Regions from separate parts of the Homo sapiens genome. Here region 2 is linked to region 1. Evidence: chromatin loops called from intact Hi-C (ENCODE). Cell type or tissue: endothelial cell of umbilical vein. All regions are shown on one strand. Links, peaks and the distances in the headings refer to the core of each region. The heading gives the core; the rest is flanking DNA. Region 1 overlaps CDK13 (cyclin dependent kinase 13). Region 2 overlaps POU6F2 (POU class 6 homeobox 2).

Region 1 (16,407 bases), core at 8,186-16,185:
CCAAAAAGGGCAATAGTAAGATTTTTAGTTTGATTCAATTTGTCTGTTTATGATATGATGTTGAGGTCCTTCTCTGGTTACTATTTGTTGCTTTATGTTCATTTTGTTCAGTTGGTAAAGTAAAATTCTGTAAATCTGTACCCCCTATCAATATCTTTCCTAAAAAACTTCATATATATTTTGAAACTTTCATGGAAATTTTATAAGTTGCACGTTTACATTATTACATATGAAACTGAAGCCCCCCCACCTTTTTTTTTTTTTTTTTTTGAGACATAATTTCGCTCTTGTTGCCCAGGCTGGAGTGCCGTGGCACAATCTCGGCTCACAGCAACCTTCGCCTCCTGGGTTCAAATGATTCTCCTGCCTCAGCCTCCCAAGTAGTTGGGATTATAGGCGTGGGCCACCACGCCGGGCTAATTTTGTATTTTTAGTAGAGACAGGGTTTCTCCATGTTGGTCAGGCTGGTCTCAAACTCCCAACCTCAGGTGATCCACCCACCTAGGCCTCCCAAAGTGCTGGGATTACGGGCGTGAGAAACCGTGCCTGGCCAAAGCCCATTTTTAAAATTAAAATTATTTTAAAATATAAGACGGGCTGGATGAGGTGGCTCATGCCTGTAATCACAGCACTTTGGGAGAACGAGGCGGGGGGCAGTCACCTGAGGTTGGAAGTTCAAGACCAGCCTGGCCGACATGGTGAAACCCCGTCTCTGCTACAAATACAAAAATTAGCTGGGCATGGTGGTGGGCACCCGTAATCTGAGCTACTCGGGAGGCTGAGGCAGGAGAATTGCTTGAACCCAGGAGGCAGAAGTTGCAGTGAGTGGAGATCATGCCACTGCACTCCAGCCTAGGTGACAGAGTGAGACTCTATCTCAAAAAAATAAAATAATAAAATAAAATAAAAGATAAAGAGAAAAGCGACTAAAATGTATGAGTAATTGCTTATGAACTAGGTCCTATGATAGGCTCCAAATAATGAAGGTCTACGCTAGGGGGTATATGCATGTATTTTAGTGTGTATACACACATATATAGACACATATTTTTATGTGTATTTACAAGAGTATTTTTAAACAATACCCCAAAACATGAATTTTTCATTTCTTTCATAATTAAAAAATATGTATCTAGCATTCATTCTCTCCTACATTTACTCTTCCTTGCCAGTCTTATCTTTTGGGCCTCAAGTCCTTTGACTTAAAAAAACGCACACATGCACGCACGCATGTACACATACACATGCACCCACCCAGGGGCTTTGATATCCTTAATTTCACTGGAACAAGTATCAAAGTGCCTACATTTCAGTTTGTCCTCCATTTAGCAGTCATAAGCCCTCCAGAGAACCATGTTGTTCTCTTCCTGAAAAGACAAACTTGGGAGAGTTTAAATTTCCTGTGGAGTATGACACTCTCCCAATTCCCACCAATATTATAATCAGCAGCTTACCTTATTAATTCTAGTTGTGCAAGTTCCTGATTTGCTTGAAATATAGGTTTTTTAGTGAAGAGTTCGCCAAGGATACAGCTAATGGAAAAAATACCCGTCATTACCAAATGATCTATTTTAATTCACTACCAAAAGTTTCAAGTAAAATAAACCAGTAAATAAGGCTATCTTACCCACAGCTCCATACATCAATGGCTGGTGTGTATCGTTCTTCTCCCAGTAGCAGTTCAGGTGGACGGTACCATAAAGTAATTACCTTGTTAGTATACGGCCGACTAAAAAACACAGAAAACAGTCTTTAGAGTTAGTATTTGTTGGAGTAAGACAGATTCTCTGAGGAAATATTATTTTACTAAAGCAATCCCTATAATCCTAACTAAAAACACTTTCATCTGCCTACTAAAAAATACAGACATCCAAAGGTATCTAATATAAGATCATAAAATGTATGTGAGGGCAACCTGTTTAACTAAAAATTCCCTTAATATATGAAGATAAAAACAAAAAGTAGTTGACTGATAGGCTGGGCACGGTGGCTCACGCCTGTAATCCCAGCACTCTGGGAGGCCGAGGCTGGCAGATCACGAGGTCAGGAGATCGAGACCATCCTGGCTAACACGGTGAAACCCCATCTGTACTAAAAAAAAATTAACCAGGCGTGGTGACGGGTGCCCATAGCCCCAGCTACTCAGGAAGCTGAGGCAGGAGAATGATGTGAACCCGGGAGGCAGAGCTTGCAGTGAGCCAAGATAGCGTCACTGCACTCCAGTCTGGGTGACAGAGCAAGACTCCGTCTCAAAAAAAAAAAGTAGTTTACTGGTATTAACTGCAATTTGGTCAAAGCAAAGCTTTAGTATCAACTCAATTGTTGAGCACTGTTTTTCCTTTCCATAAAAACCTTTAATGGGATTAACTGATTTAAAGAGCGTTGACTGGTTCTGATCAAATCTTGCTAAATTACTAATGGATGACAAGATATAGTTCAAATAAAGACCACCTAACAAAAGTTTTCAATTGATCATATTTTTGGCAATTTTTCACTGATTCACATACCCACTGTAGTGTGTGAATAGAAAAAAGCACACAAATGCAGAGTGTCTACTCAAGTATCTACTTGAGGTCTACTCTGCAAAGTAGCAATACATATCGTACTTTATCAAATAATTCCTTTATCACCTTCCGAAAAGAGGACATAAATATACTGCTACCTCTTTATTTGCCACAGACAAGATTATTTAGTCAAGTTATATTAGGGTCAGGTTTGACGAAAACAGCACAAATTATCTGGCAATGTAAAGTGTTCAACGCTCAGAGAATGGTCACGTTCTAGCTGATTGACACGCTTGAAGAGAATCCTAAGTAGTCAGAGGAGGTTCTTCGGCTGATCTGTAGTTACTTACTTCAGGGAGATCACATATATATTCAGATCAGCTATAAACATCTCTTTATATCCAGATGTTTTCCAAATCACAAGGACTCAAAAGCCATAGCAAATTCCCCAGAAAGGCTGTATTCCAAGCCCATTTACCTAAGCTTGGCTTGGTCCTGGACCAGTCTTGTTAAGGAAATGGAGCATTCAATTTAGAAAGCAATTCCCTCTTGCCACCTATAGATTTGCAGTTCCAGGCAGTGTAAGATCTGCCTGACCTGCTCTGCCCCCATCCAGCCAAATTTCTCCAAATAACTTAAGCACTAGCATTATAAAACTATCAATTTGGGCATTATAGCATTACCACAGATAGGACTATAGTTAACAGTGCTCCAAAGCTAGCAAAAACATTTGACTTTGGTAAAAACTGTGAAAAGAGGACAGAATAAGATGAATATTTTTAATAGTAAATTAAGATTAGGTTTTTCTAACATTATTAATGTACTTTTCTCAGTGATTTTTGCTTGTTTACTGGAATCACTTATCTTCACATAATGAGCAAGTCTTTCAAATTTTAGCTACTCTAGTTAAACTGAACTTAGTAATTCTTTAAAATTATGCTCACCTCTTTATGCTTTAGCCCCCCCGCCCTTTTTTTTTTTTGCGCTGGAGTCTCACTCTTGTCGCCCAGGCTGGAGTACAGTGGCGCAATCTCAGCTCACTGCAACCTCCGCCTCCCGGGTTCAAGCGATTGTCCTGCCTCAGCCTCCTGAGTAGCTGGGATTACAGGCACCCGCCACCACTCCTGGCTAATTTTTGTACTTTTAGTAGAGACAGGGTTTTGCCATGTTGGCCAGGCTGGTCTCAAATTCCTGACCTCAGGTGATCTGCGCACCTCGGCCTCCCAAAGTGCTGGGATTATAGGCGTGAGCCACTGTGCCCAGCTGCCTTATCCCCTTTTAATAAAATCCTTTCCCTATTTTTCTCATTCAAGTGCTATACTTCCTTTACAACACAGTAAAAGATGCATATTCATAAAGTCTAATCTCTATTAATAATATATTTATCTTCACATTCTTAAATTTACATCATACTTACCTGTCTTAACTCCCTATTTTGTATTTTCCCAGAAAGTTAAAAAACCTCGTAACATTCTTTATTATGAACCCCACACACAAAGCCCAAACAATGCTGGGCACAGGTCAGGCACCTTAATGTATATTGCCCTCTAACTTTAGATGACACATGATTTACTGGGTGGAAGAACAAAATTTGTAAAAATTATGACAACTAGTTTCTCAAACACATCAAGGATCTATGAGTATATCAAACCTATACAATGGTGTTATAAAAGTGCAACTGGATAACTAGGCTCAAGGAAATGTTTAAATTTATATAAATCTATCTACAAATAGTTAATTTTTATTTTACTTTAAAAAATATTTTTAGTGTCTTGTATTTTTTAAAAAATCTTAAAAATTAAAAGTATGTTGAATCGTAGAGAAACTAAACAAATTCAGGTGACTAAAAAGGAATAAGTAAAAGATTATTTTATATATTGTATATCAAATTCTAAGCAATATGTAGCATCATCTAATGCAATATTTAGCAGTCACCTTAGCAAACTAGAATATACTTTTTATTAATTGCTATAATGTTTTATTAATTCAGACGTGAAAATAGTAAATTTTCAAAAATAAACACAAAACCACATGAAATATATTTCTAACTGTACAGAAAAATATTTAACGTGTACTAATTAATGGCCTTTCCAAATGCTTAGTTTCTGTTAGACAAGAAATAAGAACTAGGCAAAATACTGAGACAAAACATTCAACTGTAAAATTTAATCTAGGAAGTTGAATTTTAAAACACTGATGTAATTTCAAAAATATGGAAATGTTTTGATTTATGAAGCAAACAAACATTCAGACTGATACATACTTTTTATAAAACAAAAAGTACCACACTCTAAAAATTATTTTTACATTCAAGGAAGTGTCAACGGAGTAGAGATCAAAGACTATCTGTTCATTGATAGATTCCAATACTTTGCCTCTGAACAATCCCAAGAAGGCTGGGTGCAGTGGCTCATGCCTGTAATCCCAGCACTTTGGGAGGCCGAGGTGGGTGGATCACGAGGTCAGGCATTCAAGACCAGCCTGGCCAAGATGGTAAAACTCCATCTCTACCGAAAATACAAAAATTAGCCAGGCGTGGTGGCATGCATCTGTAATCCCAGCTAATTGGGAGGCTGAGGCAGAGAATTGCTTAAACCCTGGAGGCAGAGGTTGCAGTGAGCTGACATCGTGCCACTGCACTCCAGCCCGGGTGACAGAGCGAGACTCTGTCTCAAAAAACAAAACAAAACAAAACAAAAAACAAAAAGCAATCCCAGGAATTCCAGAGATGGAGGGCAGGGAAGATGAGATACGGTTATGGCCTTCCCTACCTTAAGGCCTGATAAGCTGCACCGTATCCACAACAAACCAAGCAGTGTGATAAGGAGTGTGCCCCTTGGCTGGCACGTTTTCCACCTCCTACTGGTCTAGATATATATAGAAAAACAGAACAAAATCCTAGATCCTTGAAGTATTTGGGGGTTCTAGATAATCTCAGTTAAAATTTATAAAGCAGGGTTGCTGCCTTTGTTAAAGACCATTCTAAGTGAAAAAAATCATATAAAATGAAATACCTAAACCAGCTCTAAAATGTTTCATTTTTCCAACAACATATGATAAAGTCTGTACTTCTTTCTTCCTGCTTGAAGGCAACCCCCCCATGTACTTCTTTTATACTATAATTCATACTGTTTTGAGACAAAGAGAGTCTTCAGTAAACTAAATTCATCATATACACAAAATGCCATGTCATCTTTAAGACATTCACAATCCATTGCAGAAAAATCTATCAAACCTACAAAAGAAATCTGGGATCTATTTTCTAACACCTACCCAGCTTTTAATGTCAAAAATCCAAGTGTCATTCTTGATTCATCTTTCCCTCAAATTTCCAAACAACTTCTGCCAATTCTACATCCAAAATAGATCCCCAATCCAAATACCTAGTCCAAGCCATTATTCTTTTCACTGGTATGACCACAACAATATCTTAACTGGTTTCCTGGCTTCCATCTCTAATTGCACCCCCCCGCCCGCCCTGCCCGTTTTTGTTTTTATTATTTTATTTATTTTTTTTGAGACAGAGTCTCGCTCTGTTGCCCTGAATGGAATTCAGTGGTGCAATCTTGGCTCACTGCAACCTCTGCCTCCTGGATTCAAGCAATTCTCCTGCCTCTGGAGTAGCTTGGATTACAGGCATGCACCACCATGCCCAGCTACCCTTAACTTCTTTTCAGTTTTTTTATTAAGCATAAAACCAGGTATCAACTGCTTGCTTAAAACTGCCCAGTGATTTCCCACTGCAATCAAATAAAATTTAAACTTTACTTCAGTTGATAAGACTGTACAGCAAGGATCTTACCTCCTATTACACTGGGCAACCTTTGACCTTAAACCTCCCAAGTCTGTTCTCAGGCCGTACTGAGTTCCTTCTCCTTTGTACTTGGAATGTTCTTGGCCCAGGTCTTCATTAAGTTTTCCCTTTCTCATCACTCTGGTCTTAGCTCCAATTTACTTCCTAAAAGAGGCCTATCTTAACTCCCCTAACGAAAATTACCCAATTATCCACTACCACCCCTACTTTGACACTATAGTCGTTATTTTATTTGCTTTGTAGCACTCAGCTATTTTAAATTCCTCACCCTACATATGCATTGCCTAACTTATTAATACTTTCATATAACATAACTACATAACAATAAACACAATCTTTTCTCTCATGTTCTTTCCCCCTATTTGAACTCCTGTTTTTCTCCTTTTGATATCTTCCAAGAAAAATAACTTTTAAATTCCTCTATCATCACAGTGCTATAGAGAAACAAAACCAATTTTTTCCCAACTGATGCTGTCATCTAAGATCAGCTGTCTTACTTGCCCATTCTTATTACACAAGCAAATTTAGAAGTCCTATAAGTACCTACATTATTACCTTTTGCTAAAAAATGCATCTCTGTTCTTCTTTACTGTCTCAGCAAACAGCCTCACCATTCGTGGCAGATACTCATAGCTGCCCTCTAAAAATCTGTTACTCCTCCCTTCTATGGCAGCTGTCCAGCTCTGCTACATTTCCCATCCTCACTGCAGTTAGGTGTGGCCACATGACCAAGTGCTCTCCAGTGGAACATAAGCACGTGTGATAAGTGCCATTTCTAGGCCTGGCTCATTACTCTCCTCCCTCCTCTTTTCTCACCTCTGGCACCAGCATTGGAAGGCATGTGTAGAAGATGACAGATCTTCCAGTCTTCTTCTCTGAATAGCTGTATTGAAGCAGTCACCATTTGACTTGGTGGTATGGTTAAATAATCTTAATTGTGCACAGGGGTAAGCAACAACTGCTCAAAATTTTTTTTTTCTTTTGAGACAGTTTTGCTCTTGTCACCTAGGCTGGAGTGCAGTGGCGTGATCTCGGCTCACTGCAACCTCCACCTCCTGGGTTCAAGCGATTCTCCTGCCTCAGCCTCCCAAGTAGCTGGGATTACAGGCATCTGCCACCACACACAGCTAATTTTTGTAGTTTTAGTAGAGATGCGGTTTCACCATATTGGCCAGGCTGGTCTTGAACTCCTGACCTCAGGTGATCCATCTGCCTTGGCCTCCCAAAGTGCTGGGATTACAGGCGTGAGCCACCACGCCCAGCCACCACTCAAGATTATTAAGTGAGAAATACATATATAAACTTCTCATTCTTTAAGCCACTAACTTTTGTGGTTCTCTTTGTTACAAAAGTTTAGACTATCCTAACCAACAAATCATTCATCCAGTTGCTTAAGCAGAAACCTTACAGTAGGGGGTGGAGGCAGGGATGTATCTCACAACACATTCAACCATCAAGGTCTAACAAGTCTACATCCTTATGATATAATTAATCTGTCTTTCCACTACCTGTGCCCATTCCTTGGTTCTAGCTATAGTCATCCTATTTAGATTTACTGCAACAGCTTTCTTAAGTGATTGTTCTTGCTTCCAGACGTATAAGGCCAAACCACTTTCCAAAGTGCAGTCAAAGTGATAGCGTGAAATGAAACATGAATATGTTATGGCTATAGTACACATTGCTTCCATCTAGAGAATACCTACACAAGGCCTATAAAATCCATTATCATTTGGTTTTTGTTCCAATCACACTAAACCTTCAGTTCCCTGAGGCGGGTGAGCAAATGTTCATTTTCCAGAGAAAGGGGATAAAGCCAGGGAGAGAACAGAGCTGGCAAGAAAACTTTAAAGAAGTTAGTGGTACTTTAATTGTATTTTAAATATTTTTAATAAACTATTTTTTAAAAAGCTTTTAAAAGGTAACAATGACAAAAGACAAATGAAAATGACCGTTACTAAGGACAAGGAAAAACACCTGATTTACTCAAAAATTTTGCATAATAGGTACCATGCCTCACTTTCTACCTCTCTAATGAAAAAGAAGCAAATATTGAGAAAGTGTGCAGACAGAAGTATTTAATCATAAAAGCAAGTTCCAACGTAGGTGGAGTCAGAAGAGAATAAGGACAATTTCAGGTATCACCCAATTCAGTAATATAGTATACTATCAAACAAAAATCCACGTTACGATTAGGATGCTAATATTAAATCCCGTTAACCGTTTACAAATGTAAAGACAAAAGTAAAAGAGACTGAAACTATGTTTTGGTTCCAGGAAATTTAAAGCCCAGGAAAATTAAAGCACGTTGTAATATGAAAATACATTATCCAAAGACAGACAAATAAAAGAAAATCCATCCGGGCGTGGTGGCTCATGCCTGTAATCCCAGCACTTTGAGAGGCAGAGGCCTAAGGATTGCTTGAGCCCAGGAGTTCGGAACCAGCCTGGCCAACATGGTGAAACCCCACCTCTACTAAAAATACAAAACAAATTAGCCAGGTATCACGGTGCATGCCTGTAATCCCAGCTGCTGAGAAGGCTGAGGCATGAGAATTGCTTGAACCCAGGAGGCAGAGGTTGCAGTGAACCTAGATGACACCACTGCACCCCAGCCTGGTTGACAGAGCAAGAAAGACTCTGTCTCAAAAAAAAAAAAAAAAAAAATCCAGAATCCTCAAAAATGAATTTCAAACTTGCGCTATTAGATTTGGCTACCAACTGTCAACATCGTAGAGATGATCTTGTTTAGATCACACAAAGAAGAAGCAAACTGATGTGACACTACATATACGATGCTTTTTTCTTTCATGGATTAAAAAACAAATTACATTCTTGTGGTGTGTCTATACCCAGTATTTGCACAAAAAGCAAATTAACTCACAATGAAAAAGAAACAGGACTGAAAAACATATAGTCGACTTCTTAGATGTTATCAAATAAATGTGTACATACAAAAAAGAAAAATCTAAAAATGAAATGAACCACTCCACTTTACATAATTAGATCAATTCCAAGCAATAAACTCAATAACCCAGGAAAACACACACACACACACACACACACACACACACACACACACAGTCCTTCTGCCATTAAATTGGAAAACAAAATTTAGTAACTTCAATAAGTTGTTATTGGATGGCAAGAAACTAAACTTTGTAAAGACCCAAAAATAATGGTCTCAACGTTAACTATTGTGCATTTCAATTTCTACTTTTTTTAAAATAGAGATCTCACTATGTTGCCCAGGCTGGACTCGAACTTCTAGGCTCAAGTAATCTCCACATCTTGGCCTTCCAAAGTGCTAGGATTACAGGCAAGAGACACCAAGGCCAGTCCTTCTGCTAAATACTTTCATTTGTAAATCTCATTAATATTTTTTAAAAGAAGGCAGACACTATTTCTTTGTCTGCCAGGAAAGTAACACATTAGAAAACAAAATCAAACAATTCTTTTGTTTTTCCTTAAACCTTAAGTGATTAACCAAGTATTAAAATTTAAAGTCAGGCCAGGTGCCGTGGCTGACCCCTGTAATCCCAGCACTTTGGAAGGCCAAGGTGGGTGGATCACCTGAGGTCAGGAGTTCAAGACCAGCCTGGACAACACAGTGAAATCCCATCTCTACTAAAATTACAAAAATTCGCTGGGTGTGGTGGCAGGTGCCTGTAATCCCAGCTACTTGGGAGACTGAGGCAGGAGAATCGCTTGAACTCAGGAGACAGAGGTTGGGTTGAGCCGAGACTGCGCCATTGCACTCCAGCTTGGGAGACAAGAGCGAAACTCCATCTCAAAAAAAAAAAAGTCATCAGACTTTAATATAACTTTCATGGGAAAAATTACAGGTAATTTTAAATATTTGTTGCTATCAAAATATTTTTTGTTTATAGATTTCTCATTAGATATTTCAAGAGCTTTCAAACTGCTTAAAATATAATTAAATCCAATATGACAAAGGGAGATTCAAAAGTAGAAATATCACATAACTTCCTAATCTGCTGGAAGATTAAACCTACAGCATAACTCATTTGTCAAAAATATATTTGGAGGATGCAAAGACAAAAAGCAAAATTCAGCAGACCCTTTACTAAAAAAGAACTCTAAAAATTGCCATCAGCCTAATGGTACCTCTAAAGCAGACTTGAGAGGCCCCTAGAGTTCTCTACCTGGAAGATACTTCTAGGTAATCAAGGCTGAATTCAGAGTCTTACCAGAGAAGCACTCCCATATAATGAAAATAATCTTTCTGTCAAAAGATCCTGAGCTCTACTACTTATTGGTTGTGTGATCTTGCAAATGCACTTAAATTTTCTAAACTTCTGTAACTTTAAAATGTACATAAGAATGATACCTACATCATCCATCTCAACTTTCTTTTAAAATAATTCTTGTGAAAGGAAACTATGTATAATAAAGTGATGTACACAAACGTTAGTTAAGTTTGTTCTTTCCTTTTCCCTTCTTTTTCTTAAAAAAAAAAAAGAAAAATGGTGGTAATATAAATTATAATCATGTACTATAAATAATACATAGAATGAATAATATACTCTAAACACATAAAAGAAGATGTGCCCAATGATGCCTGTGGGATTCAGGACAGATTTCAAAGGCGGTAGGGCCTGAATTGCACACTGAAAGAAAAAAAAAATTTGTCAAACTCAGGTGAGAAGTATAATTACATACAAAAGAAACAGCTTATGTAGATTCACAAAGGCATTCAAGAGCACAGCAAGTTTAGGGAACTACAAATAGTTCAACATTGCTATTATCAGGGGGGCTGGAATGGCAGAAGAGAAGACCATAAGGGAGAAAGACCAGAGGACAGAAAAACCAATACAATTCTATTTACAATGGCCTATATGAGGTGACTGGAAACCTTTAACTAAAACGGGAAATAAAGGAAAAGGAGTAGACATTTTTCTGGGGAATGAAATAGATAGGTTTTGTAACAAGGTTTAATTTAGGGTACCCAAATCACCTGGGTAGAGATTTCCAATAAACAAAAGGTCTGGAGACCAGAAGAAAGATCAAGGATTGGAATTCAGTTTTGTAAGTATTCAGCAGTAATGTCTCGGATGATATACCCCCAACAGAAGGAGGGGGGAATTCTTTCCACTTTATATGCTCAAAAATGAAGACTACTCCATTAGAGTTGAAGGGAGAACAATTTAATCTTGATCTTACAGTTAAAAGTCAATGATCTAAATGAGATCTCCTTTCCTGAAGCTTGTTTAATCATATTATTTATTGTCATTCATCTGTTATTAGTAATTTTTTTATTACCATGGTTCCAATCTTGTCTAGTGATTCTCAGAAGATCCTTTTCATTACCTAGAATCCCCAAAGCTCCCTGCACTCATCTGCATCAGGAGGATCCTCCAGATGAAGATCACCTTCTCCCAGATCAGCATCAACCAAGCACTTATCATGAATGCAGTCAATGTTTTAGGGAACATAAAACACAAAAGAATAAAATATGGTAATACTATCTTCCTCTCTCATTAATACCTTCAACTTTAGGAAAATTTAGTTTTGCTTTCAATAACAATGTTCTGAAAAGCCACTAGATGGCGATACTGCCTTCAAAAAGGTGTGTGCGTTTTGGGAGGGTGGTATTAGTGAGCTAATGCTCTAAGGCCCTTTTCATTTTTCCCTTCTCTCTCCTTACTGGATCATCATATGGAAATGTAGTATGCTTTCTGGTTATTGTTTAAAAAACTTTCATTTTGATCATAGTAATATTATTAAAGATACGTTTTTCAGGGCTGGGCACAGTGGCTCACACCTGTAATCCTAGCACTTTGGGAGGCAGAGGTGGGTAGATCACTTGAGGTCAGGAGTTCGAGGCCAGCCTGGCCAACATGGTGAAACCCCGTCTCTACTAAAAACACAAAAATTAGCTGGGCGTGGTGGCAGGTGCCTGTAATCCCATCTACTCAGGAGGCTGAGGCAGGAGAATCGCTTAAACCTAGGAGGCGGAGGTTGCAGTGAGCCGAGATCACACCAGTGCACTGCAGCTTGAGTGACAGAGTGAGACTCCGTCTCATAAATATAAATAAACAAATAAAGTGTCACATTATAGTTTCTTCTCTAGAAAATGAGGCTAGTTTCAATTAATATGGAAAACTTTTTTTCATACAGGACGGTCACATAAAGAGAGAAAGATACTCCATCCTTTTGAAAACCACTGGAGCAATGACTTGGTAAAATAAAAACTAAGAAGAGGGAAACATTGTAGCTGTCAGAAAAACTATACTTAAAAAACCATATACTAAAAGATGAACAGTTAATGAAGAAATGGGGCAAAAATCTCTATTCTCAAGTTTTAAAATTCCCAATGCAGAATGGGACAAAGTATAAATCCCAATGTTCAAAATGAGAAAATGACTGAAATTTAAGAAATCATTTTCCCCTCTAATTTTAATCCAGTGGTTCTCTTTCTTTCTTCAATAGGCACATGAAGAGCAGATCCACATTGGTCACAGACCCCCAAGTACTAGCTGTAACTCCACCCAGCTTTCCTCAAATTCAAAAAAGGAACATCCAAAATCTAATGAGAGCTGTGGTTGATGCTATTACAGTTGTAAGCTGAAAACTGCTCTATTTACAAACAAAAAACCTTACACAAAATTCTTGAACAATTCAGTTATTCGATCTATATTAACTACTTAGAAAATAAAAACACTTCAAAGTGACTTTATACTTGCATGAGTATTACAGTAAGGCCCTACCTGGCTCTCTGTTTATAATGAAGCAGAAATATGAATGAAAAATCATTTGTTACATATTTATCTCAAAAAATATCTAGAAAATTTGAGACAATACAATAAATCTGTTAAAGGTAGATTTCTTTTAAAATCACAGTTATTAAGGTTCACTAGAGCAACATATGTATTTTAAAGGTATTCCATTATATTAATACTACCTCTCCAGGAGATTCTGAAGAAATCAGAATTATTCTCTTAAAAAAAAAAAAGAGAAGTTTTAAAGGAGTATATAAACCCCATAATGATAGGATATTTGCTCTTAAAACAAAATGACAGACTGAATTTTCCTCTTATACATTTAACTGAGCAGAAAAATTCAGTATACATTACCTGAAGATGCAAAGTTATGGGACTTTAAAACTCTGGTTCTCTAAACTCAAAATTTCTACATCAATCCAGCAGGGCAACAGGGACCATGGCCCAGTGAACACACCACACCCCGGCACTCCAATGGAACCCAAATTATATTTTAAAATGAAAATCAATGGGAAAATTAAGCCTCATAATATAAAATTTGGCTTTATAATCAGCTTTTCTGAAACATATCTATTCCAAATGTGCACAAATATCTGCATAACAAGAATCTATTAGATTAAAATGGTAATTAGCTGTTTTCCATTCCATAGGAAAGGATTTACATAATTAACAACAGACACAAACTTATATTAAGCAAAATCTAACTACAGTGAAATCTCAACCAGCTTAGCAGATAGAATTCTTAATTAACCAGAACTTGCCCAAAATAATAGCCACATTAATTTAGTCATATATATGCTTCTCAGCTGGGCATGGTGGCTCATGCCTATAATCCCAGCACTTTGGGAGGCCAAGGCAGGCAGATCACTTGTGGTCACGAGTTCGAGACCAGCCTGGCCAACATGGCGAAATCCTGTCTCTACTAAAAAATACAAAAATTAGCTGGGCATGGTGGTGCACATCTGCAGTCCCAGCTACTCGGAAGGCTGAAGCTGGAGAATCGCTAGAACCCGGGAGGCGGAGGTTGCAGTGAGCTGAGATCACGCCACTGCACTCCAGCCTAGGCGACAGAGTGAGACTGTCTCAAATAAAATAAAATACATATGCTTCTTAAACAGCAGAAGAAAAAAATATACTTCAAGTTAAGTTTTGGATTAAGTACAGTTCAGACCAATTTTTCCTTTCAACTTCTACCAAGAGGCACTATTATATATGACAGAAAGAATAAAAAATTGCGAATTGAAAACTTAACTATACACCCTTGGCTCTGCTAACATTTTTTGATCTTTAAAGTCACTCAACCCTTCACAATAGCCAGGATAGGGAATCAACGTTAAGCGTCCACTAAGAGATGGACGGATAAAGAAAATGTGGCCTGTAATCCCAGCTATCGGTAGGCTGAGGCAGGAGAATCACTTGGACCCCGGAGGTGGAGGCTGTAGTGAGCTGAGATTGCACCACTGCACTCCAGCCTGGGCGACAGAGTGAGACTCTGTCTCAAAAAAAAACAAAACAAAACAAAAAAAGGAAAATGTGGCATATACGCACAATGAAATACTATTCAAGTCTTTAAAAAACAAGGAAATCCTGTCATTTATGACAACATGGATGAACGTGAAGCGCATTGTGTTAAGTGGAATAAGGCAGGCACATAAAGACAAATAACTCATCATTTCACTTATACGTGAAATCTAAAAAACCTCAACTCATAGAGGTAGAGAGTAGAGCTGGTAGTTACCAGATACGGGGCATAGGGAGTATGGGGGGAAGATGCTGGCCTAAGGATATAAAAGTTCAGTTAGACAAAAGTAAATTCAAGAGATTTATTGTACAACTTGGCAGCTACACTTAATAACAATGTATTCTTGAAAATTGTTGAGAGTAGATTTTTAAGTGTTGGCACACACAAAAAAAATGTGGGGTAATGCATAGTAATTAGCTCAATGTAGCCATTTCACAATGTATACATATTTCAAAATTAAAAAAGGAAACTAACTCAGCCCTTTCTGGGTCTCAATTCGCTCAAATGCAAAATGAGGGACATAGCTTTTGAGCTTTAAAACAGTTTTAAACTTCAAAAAAAAAAAAACACTCATACAACCCTTTCCTAAAATAAAATGTTAATTTTAAGTGTAGTAGTTAAAACAAATAAAAACCAAGTAACTCTGGTGAAAGTTGGTACAGAGGACTGGAGGTCCAATCACAAAACCCCATCCACAGAACACTTTCTTTCCTTTCTCTCTCTCTGTCTCTCTTTCCTTCCTTCCTCCTTCCCTCTCTCCTCCCTTCCTTTTTTTTTTTTTTTTTTTTTTTTTTTGGAGACAGTCTTGCTGGAGTACAGTGGTGTGATCTCGGCTCACTGCAACCTCCGCCTCCCAGGTTTAAGTGATTCTTGTGCCTCAGCCTCCCAAGTAGCTGGGATTATAGGCGTGCACCACCAAGCCCAGCTATTTTTAGTAGAGATGGGGTTTCACCATGTTGGCCAGGCTGGTCTCCAAGTGCTGACCCTCAAGTGATCCGCCTGCCTCTGCCTCCCAAAGTGCTGGGATTTGTACAAGCATGAGCCACTGCGCCTGGCCCACTGCACACTTTCTGAGGGGTTTCATGGAACTTGAATAGATCCAAAACATATCACTTATAAACCTCTACTCTAGAACACTATATAAGGAAAATACTTTCCAGAATTATGTCACAGGCGCTGCAAGATTTAACAAAATAAGACTTTTTACTCTGAAAAATTCAAACGAGAGTTTTTGTTTATTGCTTTAACCAAAAAAAGCAAAGATTAAATGAAAGTAAACATCTATTCCTAAGACTGCAATCAACTGATGTTTCATTATATTAAATTATGGTGATATTAAAGAAATGACAAAATTGTCATAAAATAATTTTAAAATTCTTTAACTATATTATTTCAGATATATATATACACATATGGAAATAAAGACAAAAAAGGAATGGGGTAAATGGACTAAAGATTTATTAAGCCAAATTAATTCCGTATTTTATTTACATAAAACCTACTATTGCACAAAAATATTTTATTTTGAAATCCCATATTAGTTTTAATAAGACAAATCATATTTCACTACCACCAGGCACAAAGAAAGCCAAGTTGGGTATATAATCCAACTTTAGCCAGAAAAGTTCTACATTTTTGTGTCTTATACAGTGAACATCCTCCCAACAGTTGGTTTAAATAAAGGGTTCTAGGGAGTTAAAAAAACAAAGAACTGTAGATATAACAATAAAATCTGTCTAAAATAATAATGAAACCAAAGTTTATAAGTTTAAAAATGCAATTTAAAAGGTTTTCATTAAGAATATTTAATATCTGAATACGTATTAG
Region 2 (16,407 bases), core at 5,006-13,005, 600 kb after region 1:
ATGTTTCCCAACAGGGAGCAATGGTATTCATATCATGGATGCTGTTTGTTAGTGTTGACACTTCTGTACATGTTGTTTGGAATAACATATACAAGCCTTGAAACAAATTTCCCAGCAGTAGTATCCTTGTATAGACTGAATAAAGGTTATTTTCTACAGGGAGGTATCTTATAAGAAAAAACAGTAGGGGAGGCCATAGAAGTGAGAGGATCCTATGGTGCTTTTTGTATTTAACAACAATCAATGGGTTTTATGGGAAATCATTGAGCAAAATGTGAGCTGCAAGCTACTACCCCATACTGATGTTATTTATAACCTTAGTCTTAAACTGCAGGAAAAGTACACTTCCGTCCTTTGGGGAATACATTAAAAGTATAAAGAGCAGATAAAAAGACAGCATTTCATGGATCACCAAGAACAAAATCCACTTAAATGAGTTTAGAGTTGGTTTCTTGGCTTTTCCTGTTGGAGGAGGACTCATAAGGTATTGCCCAAGAGGAAAAAGCTCTTACCGAAGTGCCTTTGTTACCTCATGCATAAACATGGGATTAGTGCAACACACACATGCATGCACGGGGCCTGCTTCTGACCACTTAACCCGGATCAACTTGAACACAACCAAGGCTGGATTCTGTTATTCATTTATTTAATTTGGGGGAGATGAGCAAGGTTAGGCCAGATTCTCACTACCCTTTTCTGAGCCATTTAAAGCAGCCACCGCTTCTTTTCTTTTATTTTTTATTTCTTATAAATGTGCTTTTAAAGCTGTGTCTGGGAAGGCAAGTTAAAACCTTCAAGGTCACAAGATAGTTAATTTTTTTTTAAAATGTGTGTTTTCTTGGAAAATCCTGATAGCCATCTCTGGGCAGAAATAGCAAAGGCGTTAACACAAATTAGGAATGGCAGCTTTACAACATTTGCTCAGAATACCTACGTGCAGACAAAGTCGGTGGCTCTCAGCTGCATAGGAGTGTGGGCCCAGGAGGAAGGCCCCTGACCCTGGGGTAGTGTATTTCCAATGAGACTGCCTTGGAAGTTCTTTGTGAGTTGACAGGAGTTATCAAGCCAGGACCCCCAAATTTGCTTCAGCAGCGTCGTTTGCATCAAGATCACCAATCCCAACATATAGCTGCCCCCAAACTTTGTTCCCACTCTCTGCCCCTCCAGCTTTGCCCACCCGACGAAGAAAAGCTGAACCGCGAGGACAAATGAGGCCCAGGGCGGCTAGAAGAGGTGACAGCATGCAGGCGCGCGTTACCTGCAGATGGCCGACTGGCTGTACGCGGGGCCCTCTGTAGCACTGAGAGCCTGTCCCACCTGAGTCTGGGTCAGGCCAAGGGACAGGCGCCGGATTTTAAAAGCTTTGGCAAATTCTCGGATCTCCTCCAGATTAACCCCATCCACCTCACCCGCTGCCGTTTGAGGATCTGTGGAGATGTTTTTAAAAATAGGATCAATACGTCAACACACAGCCGAGCAATATCTGTTTATTACGGTTTATAAGAAAGTGGCTCTCTTTAACAGCAGAGCAGTGAGGAAACCAACCTCAGAGAATGTTCGCTTTGTCTCCCAGGTGAGACACCCAACACTCCATCCGCAACTCATTACACCTCCACAAATCATCCTTCGAGATGTTTCTGTCCCAGATAAAACCACAGCTTGTTCACACTGCCACTTCCCCAATGCCAGAGCATGTTCCTTAGGGCTTAACAAATAACAGCCAGCACTGGGAGGCACTTGCTATGGGAATGCGACTCCATTTTGCCCATAAGTATGTTCAAATATTGTGCAAAAATATAAAAAGGGAAAGGTTTCCATTTGAAATGTTTTAATTAGCATATTTAGTGCTAAAAATTGCTCTTGAAGACAATAGTATTTTGTATTTTTCCTTCAACTGATCGCCAAAGCAGTCAGGCTAACAGCTAGGCTAACAGATGATAATGTTGCCTAATTTCTTACATTCACATTAGTCCCTCAGAAGAGCATGCTTATGAAACTGCGAGAATGATATTGTCTTTTTCCCCCCATAGCAGTTTACTGACACAGACGCCTTTGTCCCCTGAAAGGGCACATAATAAAAAATGCCTACCACAGGAAAGCTCCTTTGGTGCCTGATAACGCGGTCAATTTAGGACTTATCAAGGGAAATGACACAACAGCTGGAGAATGAAACTTTTCCCCCCCTGGCTACTGATCCCTGGATAAATGAAAGCGTACACCAAGCTGGAGACAGCATGGGTTGGGGATGGTGGAAGATTTCAAAGTGCTACTCAATCCTGCCTGTAGCAAAGCCATTCTCCCTGTGAGCTGACTCTATTGTTCTTCACCTCATTCCTCGGACTTAGGTGAAAAGTTTTTCTCTTCCTTTTTCTGCGCAATAGCCCATCAATTTCAGTAAATTTGAGTACTTGTCCAAGGACTGTGGCAGACTATATTACTCTTCTGGGCTGAGAACTATGGAAACTCTAGTTGTCGTGAAACAAAACAAAACAAAACAAAACAAAACAAAACAAAACAAAACCCACAAAACCAGAACATTTGCACGCCAAATGCCCATTTTCAAGGACTTTTAAATAAAGATGTTAATATCTGTGGGGAGCTTGGAGCTTCATGTACAGATTTTCTCATTACTGGGGAGGGATCTTCTCCAGCCTGAGGAAAATGGACTCTGTCAACAGAATCAGCAAAACAGGTATAGATTGTCTTTTATCTTCACATTAAAACAACAACGACAAAAGTCCTGTAGAATGTCATTACTCATAATTTTGTTGTAGAAAGATTGGAAAGTGGTACAACTACTGCAATCAGTCTAATTATTTTTGAAAAGTAACTTCTGGGAGTCTGGAATGGAGGGAGGGGCAGTTCCAGCCTCAGAAACAGTTCCAGCCTCTATGGAGTTTACAGTCTATAGGGGGTTGGCATCCAATGCTAATGCATTAGAAACAATTAGAGAAAAGTGTCAGGCAGAGTATAATCAAGAACTAATGGTATGACATCCACACCGGGTGTGCAGAGACAGGAGAGTGGAGAGGAGGGAGGATTCATCTAGGTCTTCCCAATGGGCAGTTTTCAGAGAATGAAGGAGCCATATAGTCTGGTCAGTGGTGACAGCGTGCACACAGGCAGAAATGCAGGGAGGAGCAGGGCACCGTAGGGACCTGTCAGGTTGGTAGGGTGAAGCAGGAGTTCGTGCTAGGAGTAGTGAATATTTCAGTGTAGCACACTGAGAATCTATGAGCTCGGGCGGGGCAGGGGTGGGCAGTGACTATAAAATTGGTTTGACTGTTAAGATGAATGGAAGTCCTGTTTTTTTCTCCCAAAACTACTCCCAGAAGGCAGGCAACCCTTGGCTAATGAGATTTGTTCGGGCCGTCCCTAGTGGAGGCTGTGCTCTGGATTCCAAACCCCACGAGCACATCAGCCTGGAGCTGCTTCCGGGCTCGCTAAGGATTGTGGGAGCTCACTTCGGCAGTCGCAGTCTCGAGCCCTTTTTTCCTTTCCCCGTGAAAGAAATCCCTAGAGCAAAAGTTGCAAATGAGCAGTGTGCAAATAAAACCCAGCTTTCCTAGTGTTTACATAAAAAAAAAAGCACTTGCTAACATGTAAACATTTATTTCTAAAGGAAAATCTTCATTTCCCAAACTCTTCTGAATGTTAGAAGATTTGGCTGCTCCGGATGTACATTTGCACTTGGTAATGTCCAGTGGGCTGGAACTGATTCTGGCTGCTCCTTCAGCTCCTCCTCATGTTCACACCACCCAGCCTCCAACCTGCTCCCTGCTCAGCCCGTTTTGTGACCCTGCGTTTAAAGCATGCGTTTCCAGTGAGGCTGATATTGGTTCTGAGGGGGAGGCAGGAAAAGTCTTAGTACAATGGTGTGGTCCCCCAAAGGGCCATAGTACATCAACAGGGCAGATGTGCAACATATCTGTGGTATTAAAATGTTATGGGGGGGCGGGGTGGGGAGGAAGGAGGGCAATTAAGATAAAAACAAAACACCTAAAAATGCTGCTTGCAGGGGGAGTGGGGTGATAATAAAATAATAGCTGAGAAACTCTGGTTTAGAGCAGAGAGTACAGAATGGTACAGTGAGAGAGGGGTCTGGCCTCTCTGAGAGAGGGAAGAAGGGTTTGGCAGTCTTGCAAGGGTGTGAGCATGGAGGTTTGAAACTGAAAAGATGGAAAGCTGGAGACGTTCCATGTAACAATATCACTTTTAGGACTGTGATTTTCTTAATTTGGCAGGTATAAGAGTCACTGCTTTGGGCCCAGGGATGTGCATTTTTAACAAGTAACACAAGCGATTCTGATGCAGGGGATCTGCTGACAACTACAGAAAGAAATCTTTCTTTGTGGCCCTGGCTTGACCAAGTCTGGGTGTGGTGCACTCTGTGTGCCATTGTCTTTACTGATCCTTTACCATTATTCAGCAGGCTTCACTACACAGAAAACTTGCTCTCTCACCTGTATAGGACTGACGGGCCAGACAGGTCTGTTGAGGAGGGGCTCCGGAGCAGGCATCCCACCCTGGCCCTTTCCTTACCCCACTGTCACTACTTATGGCAAGTGGCCAAGATCTGGGAATCAGCGGGCTGGGAAAGTAAAATTTTTGCCTTTGTTAGCCCCATCTCTAGATCAGCGAGATTCAGTTGGATTAACCAGTATGTGAGGGGCAGGTCTTTAATCTGGAAGGGTTTCCATGGTCTACTCCAGTCCCAAGGCCTGTGTTGCCACCAGACACTGGCACAGGATTCGGCAGCCCAATGACTTGGGCTGACATTTTATGTAAATGTGTCCTCTAATCTTTCTTCCCTTCCTCTGCCGTCTCTATTGTTTATGTGTCCTTACTAGTTCCTTGAGTCTATCAACTAAATCCGTATGTGTGATCGTGCAGGCTGCTTTTTGTCAGATCACTGACAATAACAAGAGTTGAAAAGGAAGCTGTGGACTTTTAGTCTGTGTGCATTGATGCTGTTGTGTGGATTATCAAACTTTCACTTTAAAGCTCAGAGGGATGGGAGCCTGGGCTACTGAGCCCAGTATCTTCCATGAGGCCCCCAAGAAACAGTTATTCCACCAGGAAACTGAATTCCTTCTTCTTCCTCTGACAGTTTCCACTCTTGTATTTTCTCCTGGTTCTACTTAGCTCCGTGATAAAATAGAAATTCTTATGAAATTTAAACAGGGTGATGGTCCATTGGACAAAGTAGCATCTCTCTGCAAAATTTGTTGACTGCCAGAGGTGAACACTCAGATTTCTTTATATTAGTGTTCTTATCCAGAAAACTCAGATGGCAAAATATTATTGTTACCGTTTTGCTCCATGGGTTCTGAGACTACAAAAGTCTTCCCATTCAAAATGGGGTCCACTTCTAGATAAACATTAGCTTTACCCTGATTACTACCTGTGGGACTTGTCTTCACACTTTGGGAGAATTCATTAGATGCTGTCTGTAAGATGTTTTGAATTCATCAAAAGACGAATGCTCTTTTTTTAATCCCAAAGTTTCTGTCTTAAACTCTTGAGGTTGTTTCACTGGGAGAAGAGTTTCCCTTCCTTAAGGAATATATACTTTTCAGCTTGAAAAGGGGAAATAAGAGGTGATTGTGATAAATAGAGTCCTCCCTGGAATGCTCCCTCAGCTCAGAATTTCACATTCTGTCCTGGGATAGTTCAATCTGGCTTTCTGTCATCTATTCTCCTGGCTCTGGGGAGGTTGGGTTCATTTTAAGGATGAATCTGAAGGCCACCTTGATGGGAACTTCAGGTAAAATCCTCAGATCTCTCACAAGGTGGATCCAGCACTTTTAACCAGCTCTAGGGAAACCCAATCTCAGGTTTCTATGGAGGGTGGAGGAAATGACATCTTTTATAGAAGTTTGCTCCAGATTACATGAGCCTGATATATTAAAGACAGGGCCAGAAAGTAATAGCAATGATGGCCAGGGTCCACCCTGAGTCTGACACTTGATCAACTTATAGAGGAATTAACTGGCCTGGGGACTTAGGCTAACATGGCATTGAAAACTGGCAGTGACTCATAAACATAATGATGATGTTTCCAAAATCAAGCCTGGGATGCATGGACTGAAAGTAAAAAAGATTTTTATGGGTGCTAAATGCAAACTGTGTGAAAACAAACCTGCTTTGTAGAATCTGGTTGCGTGGTCACTGGGCACATACTGAATTGAATGCTCAGGATGCATCAGTCAGACAGAGTTTTGCTTTATTTTGCTGTTTGTTTGTTTTTTTAAATTTAGCTCCTTCCCACTCTTAGCCCGGGCATCAGTGTAAGGTGCTGCTAAATGGGTTGAATAGTCACCATGCATCAACATCATCTTTCTATGATTCCTGATTTGTGGGATTGTTATGAGAGTAATATACACCTTTAAAGAAGCTTCCAAAGGTATGAATTAATTAACTATGTTATGTAAATAGCTGTCTGCTTTTTAGTGCTATTCTCACAGCAAATAATGGGCATATTTACCACATATTTCTGAGAAATAGGAAGCCATTTGGGAGTTTGCAATGCAATTTGGGAGAACAGTATTTTTGCAATATGGTGACCTCTTTGGGATGTAGAAAATGGCATGGATTGTGAAACAGGGGTTTCACTGTGCTATATGCCATCAGCATGCAACTTTAAGTTCACTTTATAGTTTTGTTTTTTTTCTGGAGCTAACTATAAGTCATTTGCTGTCTAAGGATAGAGCTTAGGTGTTTAGAAAATGTATACTGGAAAAAAATCCAGCAAGTGATCAAAACCCTAAACCTACCTATTTCTAAACAGTGCACTGTAAATCTTAAACCTAATTGGGACATTTGTCAAGTACTTGTTTGACTTTTCTTCTGATTTTCTGAAAACCCTGCTTATAAAAACCATATCCACCTCTGATGATTATGGAGACTGAGCAAGGTTTAACACAAGGCAAGGTGTGTAGGTGCTATAAATAAGTATTGTGCAGATTTTCTAATAATCTGCATGTTTGGTAATTCTGAGCCCAGACGTGCTTTCTTTGCATATGAACATCTTGTATCATTACTAAGGTATTAACCCAGCATTCTCTTGCTTGTAGTTGGCAAGACTTTTGTATGATCCACCTATTCTAGTTCATCTGGCATATGGCAGGTTAGCCAACACTAGGATGACAGTCTTTGACAACGACGTGGAGGAGTCATTGGCCATGGTTTTGACCAAAGTTTTGGTGATATTGTGATGTAATAAGATATATATATATCTTATTTTATATATATATATATATATATATATATATATATATATATATATATATATATATATATATATATATATATATATCCCTGGTCTTCATCCTTGGTTCCTGGCACAGAGCTCATAAGACTCTTATAATTTCCTAACAAATAGGGGTGCTAGGAGCATCTTCTGTTCTAATATTTAGTCTTTGACCCCACTTCTTGACACAGAGTTCCTAAATCCTTTGGAATGTCCTGGATGATAGGAACATCTTTTGTTCTAATGAGGTGACTCTTAGGGGCTCCTGGATAGCTTCATGATAGTGGCTGGTCATCAGAAAGACAAAGCTATGATTAGAAGCTTGAAGCTTTTAGCCCCACCTCCATTTTTAGGGAGAGAAGAGGGGCTGGAGATTGAGTTAATAATCAATCATGTCTACATGATGCAGCTGCCACAAAAATCACTAAGGTATGGAATTTGGAGAGCTTCCAAGTTGGTGAAAACATCCACATTCTGAGAGTGGTGCACTCCAACTCTACAGGGACAGAAACTCCTGCATTTGGAATCCTTCCAGACCTTGCCCTGCGTACCTCTTCATCTAGCTGTTCATCTGTATTCTTTATCATATCCTTTATAGTAAACAAGTAGATGTATTTCTGAGTTCTGTGAGCCATCATAGCAAATTATGGAACCAGAGTGATATGATTCATGTACTATTCATTCTGTAGTTGCTTTTGAGACAGAAGGGATTTAACTAAACAACATGCTCAAAATTTGTGGCAACTCAAGTCCAGCAAGGGGTTAGGGCAAAGTGCGACCCCTAGTGGTACTGTTAGACTCTCCTGGCCTGCAGAGACAACTGTGGAGCTAGCTTGGTGTCATTCAGTCTCTGCATATGGGTTTGAAGTTTCCGGCTTCAATTGCATGTGGTAAAAGAGTCTCTCTTTCCCACGTCTATATATTTCATACCGAGGATATGTAATATGGTTCACTCATCATAAACCTAGAACTTATATGTCCCACTGGCTACTGTGCAATGAAAGTTCTATCTGGCCCATTAAAGTATCTCTGTTATTGATTTCTGAAAAAGGCTAATCCTTCACTGCCCAGCTGTGACAAGTGACTAGAGAGAACCCAGTTCCATCCATCTGACTGTCTGCTGTCTGCCCATCCACTCATTCATCTTTCTGTCCATCTTACACATGTTAACTATTTACCTTGTGTGAAACACTGTATTAGTAGGAGGTTGTTTGTACTTCTTTTTCATATTTAACTTATTTCTTCTCTGTAAGATGCTTAACTTTGGTTCTTTTTCTTTCAGGACCAAAGCTTAACAGTTTATCCTAAATTTATGACCTTGCTGCCATTTAGAAATGGAGTATTTTGCAGAAACTTATACAGAATATTGAATTGTAACAAAGTTTGACTCTTCCCGAGGAAAAGTTTTTTTTTTTAATTAGGGGAAATCTGGCTATAATTAAATTCACTTTATCCTTAACTTTATGCAAGTCAGACTAGAGTTTCTGGAGAGGGTTGTATATCTAAACAACCTAAAATACAGTTGATGGAAAATGCATATGTATCCTGAAACTCTGGTGTTGACCCATCTTTAAGATCAACAGCATCCAGGTTAGTCTGGTGAAGTGCCTGGGCATTTTTTCTTTTTTTGAGATGGAGTTTTGCTCTTGCTGCCCAGGCTGGAGTGCAATGGTGCGATCTCAGCTCACTGCAACCTCTGCCTCCCAGGTTCAAGTGGTTCTTCTGTTTCAGCGCCCTGAGTAGCTGGGATTACAGGCACATGCCACCACGCCCGGCTAATTTTTGTATTTTAGTAGAAACTGGCTTTCATCATATTGGTCAGGCTGGTGTCGAACTCCTGACCTCAGGTGATCTGCCCGCCTTGTCCTCCCAAAGTGCTGGGATTACAGGCATGAGCCACTGTGCCCGGCCTACCTGGGCATTTTAACATCTTTCCATAATGCCTCATTCCATTTTCTTCCCCACCCACAAGCATCTTTCTTGCCTTAATTATCAGTATAATTGAATATAGACATATATGTATGTAATTATTTTTCTTTTTTGAGGAGGATTACTTGTCGGGGAGGTCATGGCAACCATCCATTTTGTTTTAAGAATTGCCCCATGATATGTGAGGATCCTACTGTTCCTGCTATAACAGGTCATTCATGACACTTGACCAAACACAGATCCTCACATGTCCTCATTTTATGGCACAGATGCCTATGCAGGCACCCATAGCTACTGGATTTTTGGTCCCTGGTGAATTGCAATCTATGCACATGTTCTGCAGTTTTATATATAAGTAAAAACTGCACTAAACGTGACTGACATTAAATCAGACCATTGTCCCATCCATCTTAACATGCTGTTATTTGCATGTGATAAATATACTATCTATCCCTAGGGCCAAATACCATTCTAAAAACTATATATACATATATATAGGCTATTTAGGGAGGCAGACTTGCAGGCTTATCCTATTTTATGAATGGTTGTTCAGAGATTTCTCATCTGATTCCGGCCCATGCAGCTTCCCCCACATGCCACTTGAGGTGGCTTATTGTACACACACACCCACCCGCCCACAGGCATGCTCTCTTTTATTTCCTCTGACACCTACAAATAGAATGGCAGGGGACTTCAAACACACATAAAAGCAGCTTGACCTGCCAGCTGAGTGCCTGTTGTTGGTTATTTCAGTTGTGAGCTATGTGGCTCATGCCCTGAAAGCTGATCAGTTGCTACCTTCTGAAGTGGCAGGACTGACTCAGCACATCAGCAACTACTTAAGATGGAACCCGGTCCTTGATAGCCACTAATTCAGGGAGTGTGCTTTGGGGACCTGCTTCCCTAAGGAACCATCTGGTCCTGGGGACGGACTTCATCTCAATATTGACCTAGCAGTGCCAGGAAATTCCTGTGCAGGGTTGAGAGAAAGAGAGAGCAAGAGAGAGTGAGAGAGAGACAAGAAGGAAGACATTGCAAATAGGCAACAAGAAGGCCACCACGATTTAAACCGAGCCAGAAAGGATACTTACTGCTGACTAACTGGCCCACGCTCAAAGCTGAAGAAGAGGAGGATGAGGAGGAAGAAGAGGAAGCCTGCCGGACGGGACTTTGAGACATGGATGCTTGGCTGTGAGCCAGGTGCAGAAGGTTGCCTTGGGAGGCTGCTTGACCCACTGACGTCTGGGAGGGTTGGTGGAGCTACATGAGGGGATGTAAAAAAAATACACAAATGAATGAAAAATTAGGGGAAAAATGCCAGGGAACAGAAGTTTTATCTGGGAGTGAATCATTTTATTTCCAAGAATATATACTTCTCAGGAAGAGTGCGCACCCTACACAGCAGGCAGTCATTTTTTTTTTTTTTTTGTAGAGCACATATTGCCACTTGCTTGACAGGCATTTTATTAGTAATTCTAAATATATTATTAATTCCCTACTTGGCTTGTTAGAGCACCCAATTTTCTACATTTCTCGACCCTGGCATGTGGCTGGACCTTTCTGTCTATTCATACAGTTACAGCACACTTGACAGGCTTCTCAAGTAAGTATAGATAAAATATAACACCATCAACTCAGATTGGGAAACTAAAACTTAAAGGTGTGGCTGTGCCCCACCATTTTATCCTATGTAAACTGGTATTTTTAGAAAAGTTCCAATGTAGGCTGAGTGTGTGTGGGAACTTCCTCCTCTTACAGACTCTAGAGTCCGGATGGGTTTCTGTGGAGTTGATAAAATGCTGTCTGATATCCTAAGGAAAATTCAGAGAGAAGATGGGGAGTCAGAACAAAAATATCCCGTAGGATTTCTAGCTCTCAGTTGTTACTTTCTTACTCTGGGCCGGCCACTGTATTAAGGACATTGACTAATTTTCCTATCAGCCTGTGGTGTGGGTACTATTTCCACCCCTCTCTCACAAACAGGGAAGCTGAGGCACAGAGAAGCTAAAGGATTTTATAGGTTCAGCCAGCAAGTGCGGAGGAGCTGGTCTCTGGACACACGAAGTCTGACCCTGGGACCCGAGCTCTTAGTTATGATGCCACAAGGAAGAATTAATTTAATTTTAAAAATTGTGTGTGTGTTAAGGAAGGCTGTCTTTATATCCATTTATTCATGATTCCTCTACAGGTTATCAAAGGACTGTTGCTCTGAGAAGTGAGAGGAGCTCAGCTGAGGAGAGAAACGAGAGAGGGAAGGGAAATGCTTGCAGGTTCTAGGTCTACTTGGAGGCCCAGGAAGGATGTCTCTCCATCATTTTTTTTTCTTCTCCGGGAAAGCTGCCATAAGGGCAGGCCAGGACACCAAGCAGGTAGACAAGGAGCCTCAGCATTAGCCATCTTTGTTGATTGGATGTAGCACTTTTTGGTTTGTAAAGTGCTTTCATATCCATTGTCATTCTCACAGAGGTGTAGCAAGGCTTTTGTAAAAAGGAATCAGCCTGTGAGTAGAATTAGGTCAGGACCTCAACTTTGGTGGGAGAGCTACCCCCAAAACAGGCACCAGTCTGAGAAGGACTACCACCTTGTTAGCACCTAAGAGCCAGCCTGGGGTGTTTCAACTTCATATTTGTCACTGCTTTCCCAGTGTGTGTGTGTTCATTTTTTCATTCAACTTTATTGAGATATAATTTACACATAATAAAATAAACCCATTTTAAACACAGAGTTTGATGAGTTTTGTCAAATGTGTACACACGTGAAACCACCACGATAATCAAGATATAGAACCTTCTCATCATTCCACAATGTTCCCTCCTCTCCTTTGTCATCAATTTCCCCTCAACTTCCTGCCCTAGACAGCCACTACCCTGATTTCTGTCACTCTGGATTCATTTGTCTGAGTCCAGAAATGGAATCATACAATATGTACTCTTCTTGTATCTGGCTACTTTTGCTTGGCATACTGTTTTTGAGATTCATTCATTTTGTTGCATGCCTTGGTAGTTCAGTTTTTTTTAATTGCTGAATAGTATTCCCTTCCATATCTTATATGAATATGGTATATTGTTCATGAATTCATCTGTTGGTGGGTGTTTGGGTTGTTTCCAGTTTGGGGCTATGATGAATAAAGGTGTTATATAAACATTTATGAATAAGGCTGTGTGTCTACTTGTGTTTTTGTTTCTCTAATGTAAATACCTAGGAGTGGAACTATTGGATCATACTATAAATGCATGTTTAACTTTCTTAGAACCTCTCAAACTGATTTCCAAAGTGGTTGTACCATTTTATGTTCCCACCAGCAATGTATGAGAATTCCAGTTGCTCCACAATCTCACTAACATTTAGGATCATCATGCTTTTTAATTCCCTAAAGTGTTTTTATCAAATTAATATTTTTCCTTCAAACAACTGTTAGTTAGGGGCTACTCCAGAAATGTGCTTAAGGAGCTATTTCCCCTTCTGGTCCCCTGTGGTAGTAATTAATAATGGCTCCCCTACTCACATGGCATTCCTATGCAGCAGATGTGCCTGGCAGGATTATGTGACATAAATAACCAGCCTATGTGGCTGCTGAACATGAGAATCCAGGCTCCCACCCCATAGTGCAGGGATCTTCCCAGGAAACCACCTTGTGCCTCCTACAGAATTGCCTGAGGTTGCATTTCAAGTGAACACCCGTATTGTTGCTCAGCTATGCGAAGTAGAGGCTAGATTACAAACCAAAGACAGTTACAATTGACATGGGATCCCAAATTAATATGCATCAAGCATCTGCCAAAGGTAATTAGCCAAACTGCTGAGCACATAATCAACAATTGAATCCAGTAAATTTTATACTGTAGGGACACATATTAAAGATTAAATCTATTTTTAATTTGCTTAATAAAGTGTGATGGATATTTGCATGTCAATCTACCCCCTATAACGTATTGAGTTGTCCTTCTAAATACTGTTACTTGGCAAAAGCTTTTTACAGTTTTGAGTAACTGAATCATTAGATTGTCTTCGGTTTTACCATTGCATCAATATTTTATTGGCCCTGGGTGTGGTAAAGAACCATCAAGGAACTGGAAAAGACACCAATTTAAATATTTCTTCCTCAGACACAACACAATAAAGAAAAAATTACTAGACTGCAATATTGCTTAAATTAAGAGTCACTAGAGCAAGCTAGGGCTTCTAGGCAAGAGAAGAAATTTCAGATGAAAATAAAATAATTATTTTAAGAACTTGTTCCATGTCCATACAGTCAAAAGGAGAGTCAAAAGGAATCTAAGATGTCTAAGAATCTAAGAAAGATATTTTTCTTCCAAAGTAAATAATCATTTATTTTAGGACACTGGGGTTCTGCTTACCTCTAGAGTTCAACCAAACAGTTCAGAAAAACCAATACAAATTCTTCAAATTTCTTACTTGTCAAGGATCAAGAAGATTATATAAGCAGTGGCATCTCAATGGAGCCCATAGGTTTCATTCCAATTGCCAGTGTAAATGTGTATCTGTTAATTCTAGAATCATTTGCAAGCTGAGATAGAATAGCCTTCTGTACATGTCAAAATCAGCCCAGATACTGACCTCTCGCCTTCATAACGTCTTTCCTTAGAAAAACAGGACTTCAGAAGTACCACTTCTATGAAATTCCATCTCTAAAACTGTAATTCTTTCAGGTAAACTATGAAATATAGCACTACATCACTGGGATTCTTAGTTTAATGTTTTTGGTGTATTAATCTTTAGAAATTTTGTGCTTAAAATATATCAAATAAGAAAAGGCAAAGCAGAGATTTAAGCTACTTTATGAAACAGCTCTCGGGTTCAATATAAAAATTTAATATATGTTAAATAAGCAGCATTAGGAATATGTTACTTAATTTGATTTAATTATGTTGTTGTTTTGGACACTGACTTAACTGTAAAAATCACATATACTTGTATTGCATAACTATTGGCAAAAGAAATAGACATTTAAGTATTAAAACATAACCGGACACAAAAATTGGAATAATTTACCAAAAGAAAATGCAGGGAGTTAGGGAATAATTAGAAGCAGAAGAAAAAGTTTCTTTCCTTTCCTTCCTGGAGGGAAAGGGAAACTTAGATGCTTCTATAAAGGCAGATGTTTTATTACATTGTCTTAATTTTTGAAAGGCCAAATATGTGAGTAATGTTTATTGGATGCTTCCTACCTGTTTTTGTGTATATTATTTAAAATCCTGGCAATAGTCCTCCTTTTTAGGTATTGGTGATATCATTACAGAAGAGGAAACAGAGACTTCAAAAGATGAAATGACTTACTTGGGATTACACAGCTGGTATAAGTAAGCTTTCAATCCATGTAAGTCTGACTCAAGAGCCAGCACTCCTTCCACTATGCCCCGCTGCCTCTCAACTCCACGATCATCGGAGATGAGCAGTTACAGGTCAGGGAAACAGCAGGGAGCTGGGAATTGTGGGAACAAATGAGGTATGTTCAAACTGATAGATCATGGTGAGCTACACTTTCAAGTTGATCAGCCATAGTGTAGATCATCATGATCTATCAATGTGTTTCTTTTCCCTAATATAAAATTTCAAATATTTTTCTGGTTTAAGAATTATTGTCTGCAGTTCCCTATTTAAAATGCCATGTTTGAAAAAAAACATGGTACTCTCAGGTGGCTAGAAGATTATCCAAAAATAATGTTATGATTTTAGTGCAGTTTGGGGACACATCTCAGATGCAGTTGCCTACAGATTGTTCTTTGCTTGATATAATTAATTCTAGTTATCTGTACTACCCCCAAACTTACTCTTCTCAGTATTGTATCCTCTTTATATGATCGTATTTTCTATTTATTCGCCCTACTGTTAGTAGACTGCCTAAAGGAGCTTGAGTTTCTCTCCGTCTGAGTTTACATAATCACTTTCTTGCCCTTTTTTGAGCTGTGAGCCCAGTGTAAATAGGCTGAAAGCATGGAGAATCTGCAAGAAAGAAGAGAAAAGGAACAGCTCATGTGAGCCTGTGGCTGTGGATTTTCCAGAGGAGGAGGACCGGATGTCCATCCCACACACAGAATGACAAATGGAGCACAGGATGCAGTGTCTGAGAAGCTTTCTACGTCCTACTGGCTCTCACAGGCTTGCTCTCTTGGTTTGTTTTTACTGGTTGGCACTGCCAGGGTGTTTAATATATTCACCAAAAATAGACTGAAATAACAGCACACTGTAAAGGCTTTCTTGGTTTTCTGTGCCACTGATCCCCAGGTATCTTCTGTGTGTTATGCGGTATATCGTTAATAATGTTTTAGTTTCTGGAATAAATCATCTTCTAATTAAATGTGTCATTGATATTAAAATAAGTGGGGTGGCAAGTGTCTTGGAAAATGGACTAAAATGCAGAATGTACTAGGCAAGTTGGAAAAGTGAATGCATATAAACAGAAAATTCAAATGGGATTAAATATAAAGAAACTCACTTGGGGAGGAAAAATCTCTCTAAATCTGCAAAGGCAAAATGAAGGAGGGCTGGCCTTCAACAAAGATGTCAGAGAGCCATAGTGAACCCCAGGCTGAACCCACCCCGTGCTGCAATGGAGGCAATGAATACAACCCAGAGGGGTCTCGCAGAAGCCAGAGTATGTGGGAAGGGCATCATTACTTGCCCTCCCTGCCTGCCCTAGTTGGCATTTTTCTGAGTAATGTGTACCTTGGAATAGCTTGAAGAGAAATTAAATCAGCGGTTCTCAAGATTTAGTTGCATCAGAATCACCTGGAGGGCTGTTAGAGCACAGATCACTGGGCTCTACCCTGACTTTCTAATTTAGTAAGCCTGGGTTGGGGCTCAAGAATTTGCATATCTAACAAGTTTTCAGGTGATGCTGCTACTGTGGGTTGGAGGACCACACAGATTTTGGAAGGAGCTCCTCTTGGAAAAAGAGTTAGAGCAAGTGGATCTGTTATGTCTAGACAAAAGAAGCCAGAGCCCAGACATAATAAGAACTTTGATTAACTAGGAGGGTATAATGAATGCCTGAGCCTTACTGAGGAATTCATTCTACTGTGGACAGGACAAGAGCACAAATTAAATTTGCTGAGAGATTTATTGTTGACATCAGGATGAGCTACCTTCAAACATTTGGAGGACCTGGAACATGATACAAGAGAGATTTTAGCTATCTTTGTGGAAAATTTGAAAAGAGGAGGAAGTTATCCTTTTGGCATTCAGAGAGGCTTTACAGAGGAGGG

What was found. Peaks named below come from ENCODE experiments on the same cell type or tissue, not always from the same donor. Only the 100,000 strongest peaks of a DNase experiment are listed, where the experiment ranks them.
Region 2: it touches region 1 in a loop (8-fold over the local background); 2 of 110 quality-filtered maps call a loop at or near these places.

Annotation. Positions count from the first base shown.
Region 1 is chr7:40,048,148-40,064,554 of GRCh38, reverse strand. CDK13 (cyclin dependent kinase 13) reads right to left here. Exons shown (of 14, transcript NM_003718.5): 8 at 1,628-1,729; 9 at 1,455-1,532. Among named protein-coding and RNA genes, the nearest start is that of MPLKIP, 78 kb to the left of the region's middle. RefSeq lists a silencer at 8,612-8,851. In endothelial cell of umbilical vein, for the core only: a CTCF peak has its summit at 11,862 (motif pointing right); DNase peaks (open chromatin) are centred at 11,904 and 14,724; H3K27ac peaks cover 400 bases.
Region 2 is chr7:39,445,567-39,461,973 of GRCh38, reverse strand. It overlaps POU6F2 (POU class 6 homeobox 2), which reads right to left. Exons shown (of 10, transcript NM_001370959.1): 8 at 10,273-10,441; 9 at 1,259-1,427. The region is part of intron 2 of LOC105375238 (a long non-coding RNA gene); the gene reads left to right. Among named protein-coding and RNA genes, the nearest start is that of POU6F2-AS1, 47 kb to the right of the region's middle. In endothelial cell of umbilical vein, for the core only: CTCF peaks have their summits at 7,856 and 8,058 (motif pointing left); a DNase peak (open chromatin) is centred at 7,983; H3K27me3 peaks cover 484 bases.